Linked DNA regions of Mus musculus: region 2 is linked to region 1. The links are chromatin loops, found by intact Hi-C in ENCODE. Cell type or tissue: heart. All regions are shown on one strand. Each heading gives the region's core, and the rest is flanking DNA. Links, peaks and the distances in the headings are about the cores only.

Evidence for each region. Peaks named below come from ENCODE experiments on the same cell type or tissue, not always from the same donor. Only the 100,000 strongest peaks of a DNase experiment are listed, where the experiment ranks them.
Region 2: a loop joins it to region 1, with 2.0 times the contacts of the local background. A loop is called at or near these places in 1 of 42 quality-filtered maps.

Annotation. Positions count from the first base shown.
Region 1 is chr4:109,655,470-109,660,851 of GRCm38, forward strand. 9630013D21Rik (RIKEN cDNA 9630013D21 gene) reads right to left here and starts at 2,119. Exons shown (of 5, transcript NR_166454.1): 1 at 1,956-2,119; 2 at 932-1,126. In heart, for the core only: no CTCF peak of the experiment used is centred there; DNase peaks (open chromatin) are centred at 1,762, 1,892 and 1,992; H3K4me3 peaks cover 1,377 bases; H3K27me3 peaks cover 2,955 bases.
Region 2 is chr4:109,574,838-109,580,219 of GRCm38, forward strand. No RefSeq gene overlaps it. Among named protein-coding and RNA genes, the nearest start is that of Gm40226, 27 kb to the left of the region's middle. In heart, for the core only: a CTCF peak has its summit at 2,267 (motif pointing right); no DNase peak of the experiment used is centred there.

The DNA of each region.
Region 1 (5,382 bases), core at 68-5,067:
AAGGTGTCTAACTGTATGCACATCAGTGAGGGCATCAATTTTTCTAAATGAAACCATCTCAGAAGATAGCTATGTGATAGGAATTATCTGGGCTCGAACAGGAGACCGATTATGCAGTCTGGTGAGAGAAGGTACTGATACCACTGATCATGATGCCAATTGGGAGAACTGTTCCTGGAGCCCAGAAAGCTTCTTTTTTCTTTTTTAATTTTAGGAAGTTGTGTTTCCAAAGCACACATTTAAAACTCATAACAGACCTCTTTTCCAGCAAGTGTACACACTACACTGAGCAGGATCAGGGAAGTGGACAGTATTTTAATATGGTTGATTATTTAGTTGCATTTCTAAGTTAAAATCCAACATCAAAGCATGTTGGGGAATTTTGTCTTTATATGGAACTTTCACTATTTATGTAACTAATTTGAAAAACAGAAACAAAATCTGCCAACATGATACTGTTCTCTACATGGTTAAGATAACGTTCCAGATTTTTCTAAGAGACTTGCTGTACTGATGAAATATTACGAGCAGAAGCCTCCATGTCCAAATATTCTCAGGAAGAAATCTGGGTTTTTACTTAACAACTACAGAAACTCTATTATTTGTATGTAAAAAAGACAATATCATCATAATTATACCAATTAAATGTTGTGCTTCTGGTAAATTATTTCTTCCCTAGAACCGGTTGAAATTAGGATTTCTTCTTAGTACTCAGAAGACATTAAGTATAGTTGGATAGAAATTGGTGGTTTCTTACTTCCTCCCCCAAAGAGCTGCTAGTTTTGGCTGGTTGTTTTATTTTGGAATGGAGTGTGAGGGAAGAGGAAAAAGGCTGTATATAAAATTATTGAGCAGGCCTAAGTTGAAATTCTGCTTTGATCAGCGAGACAGAAACACACAGAGATTAGGTGAGACAGTTTTAGTACAGTACCTGTGTAATTTTTAATATGTACACCTCTGTTCTCAGGTTCCCCTCTGTGCGGATTTCTCTGGATGGCTCAGAATCCATTTTAGAACACGGGAAGCAAAATGTGTGAGTTCCACTTGTGCTTCTGCAGGTGCTGTGGTAGCTGGGATAACCTTTGCTCACTTGCTGGCCGAGACCAAGCTGTTATTTTAATGTCTACTGAGAGTTAAAGACAGCACAGAAAATTCCAAAACCACATCCTAACACCTAAAGTCCACACAGTGTCTCTGCACAGATGGCAAAATATTTCCCTGGAATCTTAATTTACCAGGTCTATATACAGATCTGGGGGTTGGGAGAAAAGGGGGGTTCTTTTGAGGCACCGCTGAAGATTGAAAAAAAGAAAAAGAAAGAAGAAAGAAAAAAGAGAAAACCCACAAAAAACAAAACAAAAAAACCAACCAACCAAACAAACAAACAAAAAACCCCCATAATCCTAGGTGTTCTGCACACCCCAGCCCTGAAGGTCACCGCTCAGGCTGGGGTCTTTTTGAATGAAGAAGGTGTATTTTCGGTTCCGGATGTCTAGTATACTACGGAGGAAAAGCAAAACCTTGGGGCAGTTTTGTGAACAGTCCAAGACGGTAAAAAGCCAGAGAAGAATTTGTCTTCTTAGCAGTTGGACGCCTGGCTGGGAAGCCCGGCTGTCCTCAGCTGTCATCGCCAGGGGAGGAAGGGAGAGCTACTCTGAGTAGGGCACCGAGTGGTGCAGCGCGCCCGCGGCTCCGGCCGCCAGCTCACCTCCGCGGCCAGCCAGGAACTCACCGGCCTGCTCTCCTCAGCTCGCGCACTGCCCTCCAGCCGCAGCCCCGGGGCCAACTTTACCCAGCGGGAGGGCTGCCCCGGGGCCAGCACCTGGAGCTGGCTGCTGTGGTCGCCCACAACTCCTGGGGTTCTTGGGGAGCGGTTCCCCTTTCCCAACTCCCAGCTCCCTCCTCCCGCCCCTCCGGGTGCGCCGGCTAGCCACGATCTCCGCGCTCACACTCACTCGAGGGCGCCTCCAAGGTTACCCACGGCTGGGGGCTGACTCTGGCTGCGGCCACCGGCCTCCTTTGTAGCTCTCCTCCCGCCCTTTGCCTTTTGCTGCCGCAGGGTTGTGGGCTTCCAAGCCCCGGGCGGGACCCGTCCTAAAGCTCAGGGAAGGAAACTGGGCTGGGAGACAGGCCAGCTCCGGACTGGGCTGGGGGCAGCCTTGGTGGCTCCGGGTGCCCGGGACAGCCAGGTCAAGCGAGGCCACGAAGGGCAGAGGCTGTGGCTCGTGCGGGCACGCTCTGTGCAGCGCGCAGGGCATGGGGTGATGTGGGGGCTGCAGGAGGCACCGAGGTGCGAGAGGCATCCCGGGTCCATAGAGGGGCAGAGACCAGCCAGCGGCCAAACCTGCCGAGGAAACTAGCTAAATAAAAGGAGGCTGTTATTTAAGGCGCGGAAATTTGAAATATTTGGACAGGAAGAGAAGAGAAAAGAGACCTTTGCGAGGAAGGAAAAAAAAGTGAGCTAACGGTTTTGCAGCTCCTCCACCCCCACCCCCGGGCTTTTCTGCGCGCACAGAAGGAGCGCCCGGCTCCAGCTTCTTCCCTGCTGCACCCAGACTTAGTCCAAGTCTGGGACACAAAAGATGTGTTCGCATCCTCTCCAAAGACTCTGGGGTTGGCTCTGGTGGACAGAACTTTACCCCATCTCAGGAGGGGATTTTTGTTTTTCTGCCTCTCACTAAGTGCCTACTGCGGGTCGGTTTGCATGAAACTGCCGGGTAAAAGGGTTTGCACTAACGTGGGACTTTCTCCTCTGTAGTCTTTTGGCAGAGGTAGCTTAGAAAAGTCCGGAAGGTTTTCAAGTATGACCCCTTCTTGCTCCAGCACTGTGAGCGTTTTCACTGTTTTTTGGACCCCGGTGAAAGCTTACAACAACTTCCGAGCAACAGAAAACTTGAAGGTCCCGGCCTCAAATTCTGATATTTAATATGATCAAGATAAAGTAAATAGCATTGCCAAGTAGATTGCTTTCTCAGGAAACGATATTTTATGTATTTGTCATTTACTCAAAGTGGTGTGTGTGTGTGTGTGTGTGTGTGTGTGTGTGTGTGTGTGTGCAAGAGCTCATCACAGCACTGCTTGATGAATGATATTCATAAAAAAAACCTACTGACTCTAGAGAAATTAAAAGAAAGGCACCTTGGTTAGTAATTCTGGTACCAGAGTGCCAGAGTGGGCTGCGACCCTGTTAACACACACACACACACACACACACACACACACACACACACACACACACACACACACCACCCTTTGCAGGTGTAAGTTTGGATTTAGTTTACTGTCCAAAGGCTGGACTTGAGTGTCCTGGTGGGATTAGGGCACAGTAAAGAAAACTCAGCTCGAATCTCTACTTTATAACCTCTATCTTTAATATAGCAGGGTCCCCTGGGGATCCGGGCACTCTATTCAATTAGCTTTTTCATCCTTACTCTTCACCTGAATATATTCATTTTCCTTCCGACCTGCGCTCACCGGTAAGCTGGGCAGCACACTCTCTTCTCTGCTTATTCAAGAGTTCTGCTGAGCACTGTCGAGGTTTTTGAGAAATTGGATAGCTTTTATTTCCTAGAGGGGACCACATAACTCATTTCTAAAATACTCAGATTAGCAAAGCTACTTCCTGCGAGGAGTCAGGGTAATGTGAAGATGTTTTAATGCCTAGCAAATCTTAGGCTGATGAAGAGATAGGGCGTCCTCTCCCTCTGTTGTGCTCAGACCACCCGAGAACAAAGCAATTACAGCACTTCTCTTTTGCTTTATGGACATCTCGTGCTTTTGTATTTGAAATCTCTAAAGGTGACTTTCACATCATGGGATAAAGTAAATGCTGAGACTGTGGTACTGCGAGTCAACTAAACTGCAAATTTAAAATTGCCCAACTTGATCGTTGCAATGTGTAAGGAGGGGTTTTAAGAAATTGCTTTCAGTAATAGTACTATGCTTATTTTATATATTGAGTCTATTTTTAAATTGAAACATTTTCCTTTTGGAGTATCTCAATTGTACCTTCAAATTTTTCCTAAGTTTAATGTCATGCGGCCATTGAAAGTTAATTCATGTACAATTGTAAAAAAAACTTATTACATTCAGTTTGGGGGAATGCGAATTTTTAACCCACAGTGAAATTATTTCTGCTTTTTGATCCCAGGTTCTTTAATATTACACTAGAAGATAAGCCAGTAAGAACTGCTTGCCTTTGGCCCTACAGTCTTTGCAAAGGCCGACATCAGAGCCATGCCCTCCAATAAACCTTCAAGTAGTTTGTTCTTTTTGAATTGAAGGCAGAGAGCTTAAGAAGCAGGGGAGGGAACTTGCACATAAAACATCTTTGTTTGTGTGGCAAATGATGAATGCAGCATTTATAAATTTATAAATGGTAACTGCACTGAAATCCTTTGGTGACTATCTTTAACATGACAGTAAGAGTACCAGATGTGGGAGAATCCTTTTGGAAATCTGAGATATGTCTAGTTCCTTCAACAATTTATTAAGCTAAACATGTTCCCCCAAAGACCTTACGCTCAATTAGTTTTAAAAAATATGTGGAAATGAGTCAAATTCCATATAGAGGACTTGCTTATTATGTATCGTGAAAGTTTCTATATTTCTTACTCTGTAGACCCTAAGTAGTTATGGTCTTTATATATCATTTATACATTTTTTTTTCCTGGCTGAGATTTTTTTAGTCTCCCACCACAAATACCAATATCTATATTTTAACACTTAAAACATTTTGTAGTTTTGCATTTTGGGCATTTATGAGGAAGCCAGTGCAGTTCAAGCCTGAGTAATCCATTAAGCAATTGTTTCCTTTTATGATTTTAAGGCCACCTGACCTGAGGGAAGCACCTTCTCAGCAGAGTTCTCTTTAGCACTGACTTTATAGAGCTGGTATCTGTTTTTAGATTGCTACTTCCAAAACCTACCTTTCAGCTGTTTGACTCAAATTTGAGGAAAAGGGGTGGTTGGACCTTACAAGGAATTCATACTGAATTAACTTCAAGTCTGATCTTCAAAATTGCTCTTCGTCGCCAGAGCCAAGAAGTGGGAGTGGGTGGGTAGGGGAGTGTGTGTGTGTGGGGGGAGAGGGTCTGGGGGACTTTGGGGATAGCATTTGAAATGTAAATGAAGAAAATACCTAATTAAAAATTATTTAAAAATTGCTGTTCATATTCTTTTTTGAAGCCAAAATACTAATAAGAGCGGTGTTAGCCAATGAAATCTTTGGGAGGGGGAAGGGGAAGGAGATAAAGGAACAGCTCCACTGTACCCACACTACACCAGGCTTCCAATGCGCTTCTTTAATGTTAAGACTTATGCTATCATGAACTTTAACACATTTCTTACAAACTGACGAGATGTAAGTTACAGAGAAGTGAA
Region 2 (5,382 bases), core at 83-5,082, 81 kb before region 1:
ATGGAATCCTCAGGGTCTTTATCCATTACTGTGTTTTTATATAGTGTATACATTTTTTGGCCCCCAAAAGAAGGTATTCGGGCGGGGGCGGGGTGCAGAGAAAAGGACCACAGGCTGAGAGGAAAGCGGCAGTCTGGGGCTATACAAATCCTGTGACCACACGCAAGTGACTGCTTTGCTGGGGGCCTGCCCTAGACTTGAGTCAACATTTTCAAAACTAACCCCTGACCCAGTATCCTGGAACACCCAGGGCTTGGAGAAGCAGTGTTAAAAAAGAGTTGGGTCAGAGGGAAACCAGGGACCAGGCTGAACCTTCTGCAGAGATCGTCCAAAGCACACGATTGGATTTTCAGGGTGCACGGTGACCTTAGACAACCCAACTCGGGTCTTCAACCTTTGAGAAACCAGAGTGGGAGATGTAGTGGCCCAGGAAGCGGTGGGAGAACTTTTTATTTATATAAATGGCTATTAATTGAGATGGTTCATTTTTCAACAGATTCAGATGTGTGAACAGCGAGTCTGCCTTCTATTTCAGTTCCCTTTCTACACAGCCAGTGTTAGTGATTTCATCATATGACCACTGTATTCTGTTATTTCAATGGTGATAACTTAACAGTTCCCAGTTAATGGAGATCAAGTCATCTCCAAATTTTGCCACTACAAACTCTGAATAATCTTTTACATGTCATTTCTAAAAAAAAAAAAAAATGTAAATTGCATGTATAGGTGGGAATTTTGTTAACATGAAATAACACATAATAGTATGTGCATTTGTAATTTTGATAGGTTTTACCAAGCTGCTATTGTAGGAGTGTATCTTATGTGCTCACACCAGCACTGTAAGGGAATGGACATCTTTCCATCAATCTTCACTACCCTGGTAGCATGGCCAACTTTTTCCTTTGCTTGTTTGGGAGACACGTCTCACCTCAGTATGGTCTACTATTTTTCTCACTTTAGAAAGGCTTATTTGCGTGTGTCCTTTACCCGCATGTATATGTGTTCCTTGGCTGCCCTGGAACTGGAGTTATAGACCGTTGTGAGCTGCCATATGAATGCTGAGATCAAACCCCGGTCCTTTGGAAGAGTAGGCAGTGCTCTTAACTGCTAAGCCGTCTCTCCAGCTCTTAGGAAGACTGTTTTTTAATGTATTTGAAATATTTCTATATTCTTCCTGTGAACAATCTGCTGCTTGAAGACTTTTGTTGTTGTTGTTGTTGTTGTTTTGTTTTGTTTTGTTCTGTTTTTGAGACAAGGTTTCTCTTTGTATCCCTGGCTGTCCTGGAACTTATTCAATAGACCAGGCTGGCCATGAACTCACAGAGATCCACATGCCTCTGCCTCCTGAGTGCTGGGATCAAAGATGTGCACCACCATACCTGGCACTTGAAGACTTTTGAAGAGAGAGAGAGGAAAAAAAAGAGTTTCAAGACATTTTTAAAAATGTCATAGACAATAAAATATTTCTATTATTCAAATTTAGTTTAAAAAAATCTTTCAAAACATTTTAGGGAAAATTCAAGAACAAAGGTTACAGTTATATAAAATCTTAGTTCGGTGACAATGCCCCCGGGGGATCTGCTTAGCAAGACCACCATGAGAAGTCACAGAATTGAATATTTGAACTGGATAAATCTTTCTGAGTGTTACCCAACCTCAGATATTTCATTATAATAACATAACATTGACCAAGATTATGTTCATAGCCAGATAGCCAGTGAATGATTAAAGGTTTTTAAAGACGATTTCTCAAAGGGTTTTTTTTTAATCTCTTAATTTTTTTTTACCATGTATCAATTCCCTTTGCTTAACAGAGCCTAAGGTTAAAGCATATGAAAGCAACAACTGAGCGAATGCACACACACACACACACACACACACACACACACACACACACATACACATATACACACATAGACACACACAAACATATACACACAGACACACACACATTTATGTGTAAACACATGTCCACTCTACACACTAAAATGCTTCAGATTATAATATCCATTTGGTGTTTTCATCACCAATGGACCAATCTGAGATTGTATATAAACAATTAATACAGAAAATAAGAAAGAAATGTGCCCATGCTAAAGCTAGTTGATTAGCTTACTTTTCAAGTTGAAGCTCTTTGAATGAGAATAAGGGAAATTACCTGCAAACATTATGTTAAATTACATGTCATTTTATGGCTTTACTTTTTAAAACAAATAACTTTCATTTATAGTGTCTCCCTACAGATGTTTGTGTATCCCAGCTATTTGATGAAACAGCCACAAGATGGTGCCATGGTTAACATGTTAGCATAGGGATTTGAGAACTACAAGGGGGAACACGGACACATCATTACATGGAAGATGCCGTCATACTTTCCCGACTCAACTGTATCACTACCCATTAGTGAATGCCATTTCCAGATGACTGCGTTTCACATCCGTGGTTTTTGTTTTTTGTAAACAAATTTCCTCATTGGGCCTATTAAGTAATGATTCAAATTGCTATAGAGACAGAAATTAGACCTTTTCTACTTTACAAATTGATGGATATATTTTTAATGATCTCTTGCTTAACTTTTATGTCAAGATTAAACATACTATCCAACTGGATTCCTCTAACTAGTATAAGTTAAATCTTAATACGGGCAAGGCCTTTGCTGTGAATAGAATTGAGGTCCTCCAAATTCATAGTAGAAGCTCTAAGTTTCTGTATGAAGAGCTGTAGAGTGAGTTTTTAGAGAGGTGACTAAGTTAGGTGAGATCTTAAGAGTGAGACTCTTGTCTTTGGCTTGCTGCATTTATAAGGAGACATAAAAAAGATCTTAACTCTCTTTCTATCTCTACCAGGTGAGGACATAGCCAGAAGAGAGCCATCTGTATGCCTGACTATGCGGGTACCCTGGTCTTATGGGTGTAACTATGAAAAAACATATATCTGCTTTTTTGATCACATAGTCTATGATATTTTTAATAGAAATCTGAACACACCTCTTCTCTCTTTTCCTCCTCTTCTTCCTCCTTGTCTTCTTCCTCTTCCTCCTCCTATTTTTCCTCCTCTTATCTTCCTTTTTCTATATGTTCGAGAAACCCAAAGGCTCATGAATTCTACAAAATAATTTTACCACTGAGCTACATATCTCACTCACAAAACTATTTTAGCAAAGAAAAATACTAAAATTTCAGAAAGCAATTTTTAGAATACCTGTTTAACAGTTTGTTTTCTACTGATGTGATAAAGCACTGACTTGAAGCAACCTGGGGAGGAAAGGAAAGGAAAGGGTTTCTTTGACTTACATGTCTGGGCCACAGTCTGTCATTGAGGGAAATCAAGGCAGGAAAAAGCAGAGGCAATGGCAGGGACCATAGGGAGAAGGTGCTTATTGACTTCCTCAGCTTTCTTTTTCTTTAAAATATTTTTAAGATTTAATTTTATATGTGTGAGTGTTTTGCCTGCATGTAATTATATGTGTCACATGCATGTCTTATTCCTGCAGAGGTCAGAAGAGGGTGTTGGATCCTTTGGAACTGGAGTTATGGTGGTCAGTTGTAAGCCACCATTAGGGTGCTAGGAATCAAACTTGGGTCCTCTGCAAGAGCACTAAGTGCTCTTAAACTCTGAGACACCTCTTCAGCCCTTCAGTTTGCTATCTTATATAGCCCGGGATCACCTGCCCAGGGACGGCATCACCCACAGTGGGCTAGGCCTTTCCACATTAATCATTAGTCAAGAGAATGCCCCATAGGCCAGTCTCATGGAGGTAATTCTTCAGCTGAGGTTTCTTCTTCCTTGGTGACCTCGGTTCATGTCAAATTGAAAAACACTAACCAGCACAACCAGTATTATAGAAGAGACAAAAATTTTTATAGTTAATAGTGTTTAACTTGTTATTATATAACTAATTATATGTAATTATTAGTCACACTGAGACTGTTGCTAATGTTGGTCAACATGGCTGTTGTAAGGATGGTGATGTTAGTTGAAGCAACTAAAGTAATTATTTGTAGTCTCCCCTCCCCCAGCCTGAAACCTGTTTGCTCAGGGGTGGAGCTTTCCGCTCAATCGTTTTGCCATGCCCACTGCTGGAACCTGCCGCTTTGCTACTGGACCCCGAGATTATTTGGCGGGAATTGGGCCCCCTTCCCCTTCCTTCATAACTGAGTGTCGGAATAGTAAAATTGAGCTTTGATCAGAATGCCTGTCTTAGCTACATTTCTTTCTCTCGCCGCCTAGGTCCTCTTCTCTTCCAGGTTTCCAAAATGCCTTTCCAGGCTAGAACCCAGGCTGTGATCTGCTGGCCGGACACAACAATTATTTATTAGATTTAGTTTATGTGTGTGAAAGTTATGCCTGCATGTATGTCTGTACCAGGTATATTCAGTGCCCACAGAGGCCAGGAGAGAGTATCAGGCCTCCTGGAATTGGAGTTACAAAAGGTTATTAGCCGCTATATGGGTGATGGGAACGAACCTGGGTCCTCTGCAAGAGCAATCAGGGCTCTTAAGAGATCCATCTCTTCAGCTCCTGATATAATCATTTTAAGAGCATTTACTTGAGGGAAAATTTGGAGGGGAGGAAGCTTACACTCTGACAATGAAGAAATGTAGAAATGTCTCCAAATCTCATACAGACACTTAAAAGTCATTGTTCTAGAAAATTATCAGGTGGGCATAGGGGCACATGCTTTTAGTCCCAGCACTCCGGAGGCAGAGGTAGGTGGATCTCTGAATTTGAGGCCAGCCTGGTCTACAGAGCAAGCTCCAGGACAGTTGAGGATACACAGAGAAACCCTGCCTTGAAAAACCAAAAAGTGAGGGGTTAAAAAAAAAAAAGAAAAGTGAAAGTTATCACTGAACCATAGTCCCTGAATATTCCCATCGGAGTGTGGTTATTCTTAGTTCTCCTTAAAATCTGAAAACATTCTTTGATTCCTCAGTTTTCACTCATATGACACATCCATCATAGGATTTTTGCAGATCCTTGTGTACAATAGACTTTTTGAGAGTATTTTTATTCTTGATTATGTGCATGCATGTGTGTCTGTGTATGGGCACCTGTGAGTGTGGATGCATGCAGAGTCCAAAAGAGGACATCAGATCTAGAGCTGGAGTTATAAGCAATTGTGAGCTATATATTCAACATGGGTGCTGGGAATTGAACTCCAGTCCTATGAAAGAGTAATACATATTCTTAACTGCTAAGCCATCTCTCCAGCTGATGTGAAATAGCTATCATATTTTCTGTCCGAGTCTCTCCCCCTCCCTCCTCCTCTTCCTCCTCCTCCTCCTCCTTCTTCTTCTTCTCTCTCTCTCTCTCTCTCTCTCTCTCTCTCTCTCTCTCTCTCTGTATGCATGTGTGTGTGTGTGTATGTGTGTGTGTGTGTGT